Linked DNA regions of Homo sapiens: region 2 is linked to region 1. A link is an interaction called in ENCODE POLR2A ChIA-PET data of the cell type or tissue named here. Cell type or tissue: A673. All regions are shown on one strand. Each heading gives the region's core, and the rest is flanking DNA. Links, peaks and the distances in the headings are about the cores only.

Region 1 (9,971 bases), core at 2,773-6,772:
TTGGCTTTTGCATGAGAGTGGGAGGACTTTTATTTTTTATTTTTATTTTTTTGAGACAAGAATCTTGCTCTGTTGACCTCTGAGGCTCAAGCAATTCTCTTGCCTCGGCCTCCTAAGTAGCTGGGACTACAGGTGTGCACCACCACACTCAGCCAATTTCTTTTGTCATAGAGGCAGTGTTTCAATCTGTTGCCTAGGCTGGTCTCAAACTCCTGAGCTCAAGTGATCTTTCTGCCTCAGTCTCTCAATGTGCTGGGATTACAGATGGGAGCTACCTCAACCAGCCCTGGATGACTTTTAAATGCCTTAAGAGAAAGACAGTCTGTTCCACTGCAATTTCCCCCTGGCCTTTCAGATCTCTGGGAATACTCTCAATAAGAACAAACTTTCCCTGAGGACTGGACCTGGTGCTGGAGGACAAAGGGAATGCCCAGGGACTTAGTAGTTTTCTTCTCATTTAAGACAACTTCCATCTGGTACATCTGCAAGGGTGCTTCAGAGTGGAAGGACTGATGGCAGGTTCCTGTCTACCACTGAGGCTTTTCCCATGTTCTTAGAGGGATAGAGGAGGGTGATGGAACACACTGAAATGGGAACCCCCTGTCCCCACAGAAACCATGATATTCTCCTACACTAACACTAGAAAGTCCCAGAACAACATAGGTGGTCCCCACAGATGTTCTTTAACTAACTTCCTTTTTTTTTTTTTTTTTTTTTTGAGACTGAGTTTTGCTCTTGTTGCCCAGGCTGGAGTGCAGTGGCGCAATCTCAGCTCACCGCAACCTCCGCCTCCCGGGTTCAAGAGATTCTCCTGCCTCAGCCTCCCAAGTAGCTGGGATTACAGGCACGTGCCACCACACCTGGCTAATTTTTTTTTGTATTTTTAGTAGAGATGGGGTTTCTCCATGTTGGTCAGGCTGGTCTCGAACTCCTGACCTCTCAAGTGATCCGCCCACCTCGGCCTCCCAAAGTGCTGGGATTATAGGCGTGAGCCACCACGCCTGGCATAACTAACTTTCCTATAGTGTGCTAATTACAAGATGATCTACCTTATAATTTGATTTATCACAGTTCTTTATCTCAGTATATTTTTCCAAAAGGGACTCAACATTTATCATCTTTTTGAAGGTCATTTCAAAGCCTTAGAAACTGGCCTCAACAGTAACTGCAGGAAGCATACTTGTCAGATCTGAGCAATAAAAATACACCCTGACTGCTGAGCCTGGAGCACGGGAGAGCCTACAGCTAACCAGGGAAGACATGGTGAGTTCAGTAAAAGGCAGGTAAGGAGGAGCCTTGTGTCCAAAGCTCTGTAAAATTTTCTTTACTTGCTGCATAAAAAATAAAAAGACTCAGAATATATCCAAAGATCTTATATTTAATAGGCCTTTAACCTGAGAACAAATCAATTAATTTTTAGATTTCATTTTATCATGCTCATTCTTATACATCCATACTTAGAAAAAAGAATGAGTAATATTAAAACAAAGTAGCGGCACACTCAACAGACCTCACACCACTGAGATATGAGACGAATGCAATCATATCCTACATTCTACACATATCTGAAAACTTTAAAAGAAACTTACAGAACGTGTGGGAATCCCCCGCATGAAATTAAGAATTGTTTGACTGACTAAAAGTAGAATTGAAGGGCCGAAGAAAGGATTTCCCCTGTGGTTGATTAAGAACATTATTCTTGTTTTGAGTCGTCATACCAAGTGACCATGAAGTGAGAAGACTTGTTAAAATGCATTTTTTGAACTTTTTCCCTTGGTGCTAGATCCCAAGACTGGCTTAAAGACAAAATACTGTAACATACTCAAACTTTTTAAAATAAGTTAACAGTAACACCAAGAAGAGGGAACACGAAGTTCTACTGTTCTTCTTAAATAAGTTGACAGTAACCCCATGAAGAGGAAACACGAAGTTCTAATGTTCTGAAAAGACACTTTAATCAGTCCACCTTAATGGAATGCCTGCAACTGAGGATGAAATAAAATGTCTGCAAATGTGGGTTTGAAAATTGGTCATATAAATCATCACAAAATGTATCACAAGGTTTTTTGAAACAGTAAGTTTCCTAAAACATGTGACATGATGATTCAATGAACAAATACAACATTTATATACATCTCTTCAAGAACATTCCTATTATATCTAAAACAGTAACATATTCTTCTTTAATCCATATTTTAGCAAATGGATTTGAAGTGAAAATGTAAAGAAAGTTATCTGAGTGGAAAGGAAAATCAGACAAAAATGATCAAATTCATTAAGAATTTCACCCTCACAAACATGAAAACAACAAGCTATCTGAAATCTGAACTCCTGAGGTTCAACTACTCTACAAGCAGAAGTGTGTGGAAGATCAAACTACTCATGATGTTAGGGGCCGGGCGTGGTGGTTCACACCTGTAATCCCAGCACTTTGGGAGGCCAAGGAGGATGGATCACAAGGTCAGGATTTTGAGACCAGTCTGGCCAATATGCTGAAACCCCATCTCTACTAAAAATACAAAAATTAGCCAGGCATGGTGGCACGTGCCTGTAGTCCCAGCTACTCAGGGGGCTGAGGCAGGAGAATTGCTTGAACCCAGGAGGCAGAGGTTGCAGTGAGCCGAAATCATGCCATTGCATTCCAGCCTGGGTGACAGAGCGAGACACCATCTCAAAAAAACAACCAACCAACCAACTATTCATGATGTCAGAGAGCATTCAAAGTCATAAATGTTTAATTTATACATAAAAACATCAGATTTATCAGAATAAACATATTTTGGTATTTATTAGGTAAGCTGCAGTGTGGATAAAACATTCATATACTAAACTTTATTCCCTGGCAGTAGAAGAAAAAGGAGGCATTCTTATGCCAGAAGAAGGAAGTACAATCTGTGTAGGCGAATGAGCAGAACGGAGTAGCTGATGCAGTAGAAGGATGATGTATTTTACAGAGCATGAAGATTTTAAAAGTAAAACCAGGCAGGGTGCGGTAGCTAACGCCTGTATTCCCAGCACTCTGGGAAGCTGAGGCGGGCAGATCACTTGAGGTCAGCAGTTTGAGACCAGCCTGGCCAACATGGTGCAACCCCATCTCTACTAAAATTACAAAAATTAGCCAGGCGTGGTGGCACACACTTGTAATCCCAGCTACTTGGGAGGCTGAGGCAGGAGAATGGCTTGAACCCGGGAGGCGGAGGTTGCAGTGGGCTGAGATCATGCCACTGCACTCCAGCCTGGGTGACAGAGAGACTCTATCTCAAAAAAAAAAAAAAACAACAATAAACCAAATGTATGAGGAGTGGAAGAAAGATTCAACATAGCTACTAACTACTTCCAATACTTCTTAAGTTTAGAATAAATTTTTATTCATTCTTAAGGCTCTAAACACAAACTCTATATTCAGCGTCAAAAAATATTAGGTATGGCTTCAAATATAACTGGGTACCAACAGATAAGACAAGTAACAAAACTTTTAACTTGGGACTATGCAGTGCTTGGTGACTTGCTTCCACAGAGCAGAGTATTGGAAAGGGGAAACAAATTTCCATGGTCAAGGTGAGCATCAGCAGTGGTAAGTCACGTTGATGGCGTTCTCTTTTCACACGGATGTGATAAGGATATCCCTTCACCTCTGTGATTGTCCTCCCAAAAACCCACATCCCAGTCTAATAATCAGAAAAACATGAAAAAAATCCAAACTAAGGCACATTCTGCAAAATACCTGCCCAGTATTCCTCAAAACTGACGAGGCTATCAAAAACAAACATCTCAGAAACGATCATAGACTGGAGGACTTTAAGGAGACATGGTGGCTAAATGTGCTGTGATATCCTGAGTGCAGAACGGAAAAAGGACATTCGGAAAAACGGGTGAGCTCTGAATAAAATGTGGATTTTAGTTAACAGTAAAGTACCAATGTTTCTTCCTTAATTGTGACAAATGTAACATAATAATGTAAGAGTCAGCAACAGGAATCACTGAGTGAGGGGCATATGGAAACTCTGTACTATCTTTGAACTTGTCTTCAAATGTATAATTATTCCAAAATAAAGAGTTTATTTAAATTTTTAAAAACTAGGCCAACAGCACTGAGGTGTGGTCCTTCAGGTGTGCACCTCAGCCTTGGCTGCAGCCACAGGGGCAAGCACAGGCGTGGGTCCTGGTCACCCCGCTTGCTGACCAACAGACACACTGGCCAATTTGGGAACCTGTCTCCGATGCCAGCAGACCACAGATGGCATGCATGCGACAAGAACAAACATCTCTGAAGTGCCTAACACCCCCATCTGAAGTGAAAAATAGGCAATTTTATGCAAGAAAAAAAAGACAAGGCCTAAACAGGTTGGCTGGGAGCCATCAGTGCTCTGTGAAAACACATGACAAACCAGCCTTCAGACTTCACTTGGCAAATACCACTGCCAGCATCCAGGCAGGTGTGAAACAGTTATACAGACTTCTCTTGCATACCCAGCAGGCTCTGTGTCCTGTTTCCTCGCCACAAAAAAAAGGTAAGTCAGAGAAGTGGGGATATAGAATTCCTTTAAATATCTGCGGGAGAAAGTAGCTCACACACAAAAAAGATTTCTTCAACCAAGCAGCAGTTAGTATCTATTTTCAGGAATCTGTCCAGCCAGGGAACACGTGGCACCATGAGAGTCCTGTTTCATAAGGGGGAGGCAGCAAGGCCTGTGCAGTGCTGTTCAATATAGAAAAACATTTTATCCTTACAGAATAAACACGTGGCAGGATTGCGTTTGCTGCAGTGGATTTCTTTAATTACATTGAATTTTAATCCAAAAAGAGATCTGGGGGATTTATCTGCTCTAACCAAAAAGTTCCAGAATTTATGAACTAGATGAATATGTAGCACTCATTAGGCCAGAAAATTAAAATATAAATGCCTTTAAGGTTTTTTTGTTTTTTGTTTTTTTGTTTTTTTAAGAAAATTAACACAGTGTAGGCCAGGCATGGTGGCTCAAGCCTGTAATCCCAAACACTTTGGGAGGCGGAGGCAGGTGGATCACTTGAGGTCAGAAGTTCAAGACCAGCCTGGCCAACATGGTAAAACCCCATCTCTACTAAAAATAAAAAATTAGCCAGGCGTGGTACTGGGTGCCTGTAATCCTAGCTACTGGGTAGGCAGGAGAATGGCTTGGACCCGGGAGGCAGAGGTTGTGGTGAGCCAAGATCAGGCTGCTGCACTCCAGTGTGGGTGACAGAGCAAGACTCCATCTCGAAGGAAAAGAAGGAAAAGAAGGAAGGAAGGAAGGAAGGAAGGAAGGAAGGAAGCAAGGAAGGAAGGAAGGAAAAGAAGAAGAAGAAGAAAAAGGAAAAGAAGGAAAAGAAAGAAAAGAAGGAAGGAAGGAAGGAAGGAAGGAAGGAAGGAAGGAAGGAAGGAAGGAAGGAAAATAAATTAATACAGTATCAGTCAAAATTATCATAGTTTTACAAGAAAGTTGACCAAATTATTTTCATTTATCCGAGAGAAAAGTGATGCAGAAGTAGCCCAGAAAAATTCCGAAAAAACAATAACAATAATGATGTTCAACCACATACAAACATTTATTATACAGCTCTGATAATTAAAACAGCATGGCAGTAGAACTAGAATAGACAGACGTGTCCACGGAAAATAAGAAAACATCTGAAAACAAAATAAATACTCAAATTCATTTATTCAAACATTTATTGAGTGCCTGCTATGTACGGGCACTGTGGATGGTTACTTGATGGCAAAACCAAAAAGTCAACGTCAGACCAAAGGATGAAGTATTCAATAACTGGCTATCTGTGTGGGGAAAAAGATATTTTTCTCACATTTTACACTCAAATACATCTCAAATACTTAATTATATACAACTCCTAGCACTACTAGAATAAAACAGGTGAATATTTACATATAATTTCATGATGGGAAATATGTGAGTTCGAAACAATCATTGTGAAATATGTTAATTTAAATGTTAACAGGGTGTAAACTACTGACTAGCTAAATAATGGATGGTCATGTAGTCATTAAATTGTTGATGAAGAAATATCTTTTTTTTTTTTTTTTTTTTTTTTTTTTTTTTTTTTTTTTTGAGACGGAGTCTCGCTCTGTCGCCCAGGCTGGAGTGCAGTGGCGGGATCTCGGCTCACTGCAAGTTCCGCCTCCCGGGTTCACGCCATTCTCCTGCCTCAGCCTCCCAAGTAGCTGGGACTACAGGCGCCCGCCACTACGCCCGGCTAATTTTTTTTTTTGTATTTTTAGTAGAGACGGGGTTTCACCGTTTTAGCCGGGATGGTCTCGATCTCCTGACCTCGTGATCCGCCCGCCTCGGCCTCCCAAAGTGCTGGGATTACAGGCGTGAGCCACCGCGCCCGGCCAAGAAATATCTTTATTAACATTTAAAAAGTTATAAAAATGATGTATACAGTAAAAAGACCTAAATATAGATATTAAAGAAGACATACACAGGAAATATCTATCCCATAAGAATATCATTACTCTTCAAACTAATCTATATAGTTAATGCATGACCTCAATCAAAGGAGGGTTTTTCATGGAGCAGAACTCTAAAATGTATATGGAAAAGCAAAACACAAAGAGTAGCGATGATTTTAAAGAAGAACAAGAAGAGGAGACAAACTACCAGACACTAAGACACAATAAAGAAATAAAGACCTATTTTAAAAGCATGATGGTGGCTCATGCCTGTAATCCCAGCATTTTGGGAGGCCAGTGCGGGCAGATCACTTGGGGTCAGGAGTTCGAGACCAGCCTGGTCAACATGGTGAAACCCCATCTCTACTAAAAATACAAAAAAATCAGCCAGACGTGGTGCACACTTCTGTAATCCAAGCTACTCAGGAGGCTGAGGCCTAAGAATCGCTTGAACCTGGGAGGTGGAGGTTGCAGTGAGATGAGATTGTGCCACTGCACTCCAGCCTATGTGACAGCGTGAGAATTCATCTCAGAAAAAAAAAAAAAAAAAAAAAAAAAAAAGCAAGAAAATGGGGCAAGAAAAAAGAAATACACCAGTGGAACTAAATAGCCGCCCCCCCCCCCGCCCCTACAAAAAGACATAGATCTACATAGACAGAAGTTTGTAGGACAGAATGGCACTGTGCATTGGTGGAGAAGGGTTGCAAAGGCAATTAAATGGTGCTAAGACAACAGGTCATCCATGAGAAAAACAAAATTAGGCAACTATACCTCATGCTATACACAAAACTATTTTAGAGGGACAGCAGGTGAAATTGTGAAAAGCAAAACTTTAAAACTTTTAATCGTAAACAGAGGATATTTTATATGACCTCAGCCTAAGGGAGAATTTCTAAAATAATATACCCAGAAACAATGCCCAAAGGAAGGATGACATTAAAAGAAAACTCTTATTCAACAAATGGCATTATTTAAAAAGTTAACAATCAAGCCCCGAACCAGAAGATATTTTTACTCATATAGACCACAAAGAATTGATATGCAGAATATATAAAGACTGCCTACAAATCACTAAAAGAAATCAACAGAAAAATCACATGATTAGAAAATGTCCTTCACAGAAGAAACCCAAATAGCTAAATAAACACATAAATTCTCAATCTTCCTAGTTATCAACCAAATTCTAATAAAACTACAATGAGATATTACTCACTAGTTATCAACCAAACTCTAATAAAACTATAATGAGATACTATTTCACACCCATCAAATTGGTAGAATTAGGACTTGACAATACCAAGTGTTTATGAGGACACGGGGTGAGATACAACCACTCCAGAGAGCAATTTCATTCTAGTTATTAAGTTTGAAATTGTGCATACCCTAAGACCTGGTAATTTTTTGGTTGTATACCCCAGATGAACTCTGGTGTGTGCACTAAGGAGAAATATAAATGAATTCATATAGCAACATTTTTTAATAGTGAAAAATTGTAAAAACTTAAAAGTCTCTCAATAGGAAAATATATTTTAAAATTGTGACATATTTTGAAGAACTGAATACCATAAAACAATTAAAATAAATGAACTAGAGCTACAGATATTAATATAAGTAAACTCCAAAAACATAATATACAGCAAAAAGGGCAGGCTCAGACAATGTACACAATATAGACTGTAGTGAATACTGAGGTGGCTGCTCAGGTCTCTCTTTAGGACTGAAGAGCTTATCCCCCAGTTTCTAGGGGTGTTGCAAGTTAACAGCCCTCAGTTGAAAGAGTCACCTCACCAAGGTCTCATCCCTTCTTCAGGGGTAGCCTTCTTCCCATAACTGGTCAATGTGAAGCTACCAAGGCCTGGCCCCTCACCCCAACGTGGTACCATCCTCAAGGGCTACCCCACCTTCAGCATCCCCTTTGGGATCAGCTGAGGCCTATCTTGTGATCGGACACCACAGCCCAATTTCTCCCTTGGCCCAATTGTGCTTCCTCCTATTCCACAAGTGTGAATCCTAAAATCTCCTTAACAAACTTCCTACATGTTAATCTTCTTTTCTTTTCTTTTCTTTTTGGATACGGAGTTTTGCTTTGTCACCCAGCCTGGAGTGCAGTGGCTTGATCTCGGCTCACTGCATCCTCCACCTCCCAGGTTCAAGTGATTCTTCTGCCTCAGCCTCCTGAGTAGCTGGGATTACAGGTGCACACCACCACACCTGGCTAATTTTTTGTATTTCAGTAGAGATGAGGTTCCACTATGTTGGCCATGCTGGTCTGAAACTCCTGACCTCAAGTGATCTGCCCGCCTCGGCCTCCCACAGTGCTGATTACAGGCATGAGGCACTGGTGGCCCCCAGCCTTAATCTTCTGAGTTCCATTTCCCTTGGAACCTGACTTGCAACAGATACAATGTATATCGTGTTTTAAAACATGTACCATAATACAATTTATGTTGTGAAACAGTATTATTTATGTTTGGGAATGCGTGTGTATTTTGTAAAACTGTAAAAGCATGCACCAGAATGACGAACACCAAATTCAAGAGAGAAGTTACTTCTGGAAGGTAGAAAGGAGGACAGGCTTGTGGAAGCACACACATAATGTTTTAATAACTACATTACATTTTCATTCTTATACTGGATACTGTATACATATATACTGGTTAGAGTATTCCTTATGCTTTCTTTGTATATCCGAAATTCCATGACTTTTTAAAGTAACCTAAAAGGAACAGCTTGCCACTGTATCAACCATTCTTCACTTTTTTTCTGCTGCAATAAACAAATGGATGACATTCATGTGGCCAACAGAGAATAATGGGTGTTCCCACATTTTGAAACAAGAACAAATTTCCTGTTGGAAATAAAAAAAAAAATAGGGCTACAGAGCTCTTTTTGCTTTTTTTTTTAAAGTGGCAATCTTGAGAAGTATTTACAAGTTTGTAATTCTATACCATGCACTAGCAATGATCACTTTAAACAGGCTACTACACAGATAATATAAAACTATGCATAATTTCTACAGTAATTCCACTTCCCTTTCTTCTGCTCAAGAAATTACTGGATTTCAAGTGACCGAAATTATAGTGATAACTTTGACTTTGTCAAGTTTCACACATCGTGGGGCCAAGATTTGAGCCAGGGCAGTCTGACTCTGAATTTGAACAGTGTTTAATTGCCAGGAACAAACCACAGGGAAAACTTCTAAACAGAAGAATACAGAGCAAAAGGAAATGCCTAGGATTGTTCTTTCTAAATTCTCAACATTTCCCAATACAAAAAGTATTATGGTATAATTACAGTTCTATAAAACAATGTGCTCTATGTATAATAAAAATACCAGCAAAATAAAGAGATTACCTGAAAATTGTAAATCGAAGGACACATTCACATAACTGAGATACAACTGGATTTTTCCCTAAATTTGTTAGATAATTCCACAATTGCCAATTTCGCTCTGTTTGTTGAGATCTGATCTTGGTTTCAAATTTTAAAATTTCACTGTATAATAAAATGAGTTCCATGTCCCTAGGGTTGGGCCACGGAAACA
Region 2 (4,000 bases), core at 1-4,000, 760 kb before region 1:
TGGTCCTTTTGTTACTTGGGCGTGGAAAGTTGGAGTTTTCTTTTTGATTTAGTTCTAGGGAGTCAGCCTGAATTGGCCTTGGGTTCCCTGCCTCCAGACCCTATTCTTCTGCCTCACAGGGATGTGCTCTCTAAGACCTCATGGCAGCAAAGCCTCATGAAGTCTCTGCTGTCTTTCTTGGGCTTTGTTGTTTCTGTGGAGACTATCCCCTTCCTGCATCTGCTACTCCATGCTGCTGTGGGGATCCTGGGCAGTGCTGCATTTACTTCTGTGGCACAGAGCTCTTCTCCAGGCCCACGGGAATCTATCTGCACTGACTTAAGAGTCGAGGGATGGAAAGGGGCCGGAGGGGATGGAGGTTGTAGGGCCAAGGGGTGGCATGGGGAGTACGAAAGAGCCAGAGAAGAGGTATCTGGTAGGCACCAAGTCTCCAAGTTGGCAGTTTTTAAATGCAAAAAGCTTTAAACATTTTTTTCTCCTAATTTATGTGATGGAAAAACCTGATTTAACCTAAACTCATTTGGGAGCAAAATCTGACCTGAATTGCCTCACTGCTCATTTGTTTCACTGCCAGAAATAATATTAATGTGCTTGAATACGGAGCAATGTCCCGTGTGTAATAATATATACTTCCTATTACCCTTCTAAAATTCTCCCCTGAAAAAAATATCTTATTTGAAATATATATGGCCTCAAGGGTTTCAGATAGGGGACTGTGGACCAGCACAGAGAATAAGAAAGAAAAGGAAGTGAAGCAAACAAGATGCCCTCCCGCTCTCCCAGACAAACTGATGTCTGTCTCCTACAGAGTGCAAATACTGGCAACAGCTGGAGGGACTGACTTCCTCCCGCTAGCTCTCCAGACGCGCCCGGACACGTCTCAATCCCAGCAATGGACACAGCTTGGGTTCTCCAGATGCACAAAATTTCAATCGCCTTGAAAATAGGAGCTGGAGTAGCCGGTGGCCTTAGTGCGTCTGCAGCAGAAACCCCATTGTCCCTGGGCCTGATTTAGCCGGGAGACATTTTGTAGCGATCGCCTCTACATCCATTTTGGGGTTGAGGGGGCACTACCATTTGTGTTCCTCTGCTAACAAGGGCGAGAAACCCCACCTCAGGGCTGGGGTCGCCAAAAGCCACAAGTACCTCAGGGAAGTGTGCCATTTTGCTTTGCACAAAACTGCAAAGAGCCGGCTGGGCTGCAGCCCCTGCAGACACCGTCGGACTCAGCAGCACTCAGCTGGATCCAAACCCTCCGACCCTACAGCTCGGGCCGCGCTGCCCCCTCCGCTGTGTCCCAAGGGAATGGGGAAAATCACCAGGGGATCAGATCTCATGCAACAGATGGTTCACTCGCAAATGTCTATTTATTCACTTGAAACATTTCAGATTTCCCAAGAAATGGATAACCTCGTGGCTGAGCACCCTGGTCTAGTGAGCAAAGTGAATATTGGCTCTTCTTTTGAGAACCGGCCTATGAACGTGCTCAAGGTACACGGTGCAGGGACGGTTCTTCCTCTCGATGTTTCTAGAATCTCCCTCCTCCCAGGCTAGCCGGCAGTCCCAGCTTGTGCTACAGAGAGGCTCCTTTTTATTACTTTTTTTTTCTTTTCCTCCTAACCGGTCCTTGCTGGTTTTGAGTATCCACTCCCCCACCCCCGCCCCCTTCTTTTTCTTTCTCTCTGTTCCTGAGCAAGCTGACGCAGGTCTGCAGGAGTGAATTAATGCTCACGTCCTGAGAGATGAGCTCCTGGGGAACCGGGGCAAATGCGCCAATAGGAGCCGAGGAAGGGGGAGGTGCGGGCCGGGGGAGGTTGGGGGCTGGGGGCTGTAATTCAAGCTGGGAGTTCTCTGCCTCCCCTCCCCTTCTCTTTTTTTTCTTTCCTCTTTAAACACACACACACACACACACATACACGCGCACACACACACGCACACCAGTTAAAAAAGAAAAAGCACTAATTGCCTAAGCTGCATTTTTTTCTTTTTCTTTTTTTTTTTTTTTTTTGTTTTTTAAAGAAGAGTTCTGGTCGTATGCAGAAGGATGATGGACAACTAAACCCTAAACCGCAAAGACAAACGCCCTGAACGAAGATCTTTTGAAAAAGGATATAGATGAAAAAAGGTTAGGGTTTTACGCCATCTCGTAACCTCTGAAGTCTTTGTGCACATAATTTCAAGCTTTGCACTTTGTCCTCAAAAACAGTGAAAATTATTTCCCCAGATTTCCTAGAAAGAGTTTTTTAAGAGAAAAAAAAACCAAAAAGAGGTAATGTCACAACTCCTCGCTAAATTTGGAAACGTTATGGCTGGGAACCAACTGACTAACTGGGACAGATGGATTTCTCCAGAGCGTTTTTCCCAAAGCAGGCCTGAGAGGAGTGATTTGCCTACTTTATACCACTAGGATACATTTGCTAATGTTTACCTCCCTTCTTTCTTTTTATTTCGTCTACCCGCACCCCCCCTCCCCGCGCCGAGTTGGATCAGAAAACCCCAGATTCTCTTCCACCTTGGTCTTCCCTGGCCTTCCCTTTTCCTGCGTGGTTCGGCGGTGGAGGATGTTGTGTTTTTGAAAGTTCCCTGCTTTTTACATTTGAGCTCTTTGGAGGAAAAGGCACAAAACACTTTTAACTAAAACTCCTAGAACCCATGAACTGTAATTTTTAGCAAGGATTTGCATTTCTCATTTACCTTATCTGCTGTGTTTAGAATGCTGCACAGAGATAGAAGTTGATGGTGCAAAAATAATCTTTTCCTCTCCATTTACTGATCCAATTGGCAAAGCCACTGTTTCAAATAAAACTAAGTCACTTAGATCATAAAATTTAAACTCTGGAAAGTACCTCCGGAGGCTTGCTATCCTGTTTTTATGAAGGTCTCAAAAGGTTATCACAAGCATTTTTATAACAAAACACTATTATTGCATACATTTGGAAAATAGAGAAAAGAAAAAAGAAAAAAAAATCCTCATAATTCTAATTCCACAACTATAGGATAATAGCTATTAACAATCTGTTGTATATTTTTCTACTTTTTTCTCTCTTTTCTTTTTCCTTTTCTCTCTTCCTCCTTCTCCTTTTCCTTTTTTCTCATATGTATGTGTATGTATAAATGAACTAGTTTCTTTAAAAATAAAAATGAAATCTTGTAATCCATTTTTTTCCAATTTTCAGCATATGAAGATATTTTCATGTCATCATCTACAACGATTTTTTACAAACATCAGAGGAGAATTGTCTATGCCCCTCAGTCTGTGTTTACACTTGCATTCGAAGAAGGGGACAAAAGAAAATTCTCCTTAAATGAGAGTTAGTCGACAGCATCACTGTCTGTATTTCCTTCTCTGTCAATCACATCAAGAATAGAGAGAGGGACAGAGAAGGATGGTCTAGGGTAGAAAGGAGGCAACCAGGTGCCACGGCAGTGGAGCCGTTCACATTGCCACACTTGCTTTTGCAGTTCAGCACCGGAGGAGACAAGCCAGCTATCTGGCTGGATGCTGGGATCCATGCTCGAGAGTGGGTTACACAAGCTACGGCACTTTGGACAGCAAATAAGGTCATTTTGCCTAATATTCCTTGCTTATTTTGCCTTTCTGGGGTCAGGCCCACCAAAATCCATGACAGTCCCAGTGGTCCTGATGGCTGGCGCTCTCAGACAAAACCCTTCTCTTGTCACACGGGCTGGCAGTCAACCCATCCAGACTTTTTTGGTATTGCCCCATCCAGCACCCCAGGCTCCTCCCCTTGGGCAGGCCACTGTGCGCTGTGTTAAAAGGCACAGCGATGTGATGATTGCTGTTGAGTGAGAGAGAGGGGAAAAAAAAAAAGACTCAGTAAGCTAAAGAGATTGAACGGGTGGCCAGGGAGGACCCTTGGGAGCCAGATTTCAGCAAAAGAACCGACTAGAGAAAAATCACTTTGCTGCCTGGAACCCTGAGGGCTGAGGTGTGATATGCTAGAAATTTATAAAATCATGAAAGGGGGTCACCTGGAAA

The links. ChIA-PET counts read pairs that join two places held together with the same protein. Peaks named below come from ENCODE experiments on the same cell type or tissue, not always from the same donor. Only the 100,000 strongest peaks of a DNase experiment are listed, where the experiment ranks them.
Region 2: POLR2A ChIA-PET joins it to region 1 with 5 read pairs; 1 of 35 experiments calls an interaction of 5 or more read pairs at or near these places.

The regions. Positions count from the first base shown.
Region 1 is chr7:131,030,050-131,040,020 of GRCh38, forward strand. The region is part of intron 3 of LINC-PINT (long intergenic non-protein coding RNA, p53 induced transcript); the gene reads right to left. Among named protein-coding and RNA genes, the nearest start is that of LINC-PINT, 75 kb to the right of the region's middle. RefSeq lists an enhancer at 1,489-1,778. In A673, for the core only: no CTCF peak of the experiment used is centred there; DNase peaks (open chromatin) are centred at 4,362, 4,692, 5,202 and 5,522; H3K27ac peaks cover 3,811 bases.
Region 2 is chr7:130,271,687-130,275,686 of GRCh38, forward strand. It overlaps CPA2 (carboxypeptidase A2), which reads left to right. Exons shown (of 11, transcript NM_001869.3): 5 at 1,390-1,491; 6 at 3,463-3,561. Among named protein-coding and RNA genes, the nearest start is that of CPA2, 6.8 kb to the left of the region's middle. RefSeq lists enhancers at 642-1,294, 1,295-1,946. In A673, for the core only: no CTCF peak of the experiment used is centred there; DNase peaks (open chromatin) are centred at 1,725 and 3,815; H3K27ac peaks cover 3,373 bases.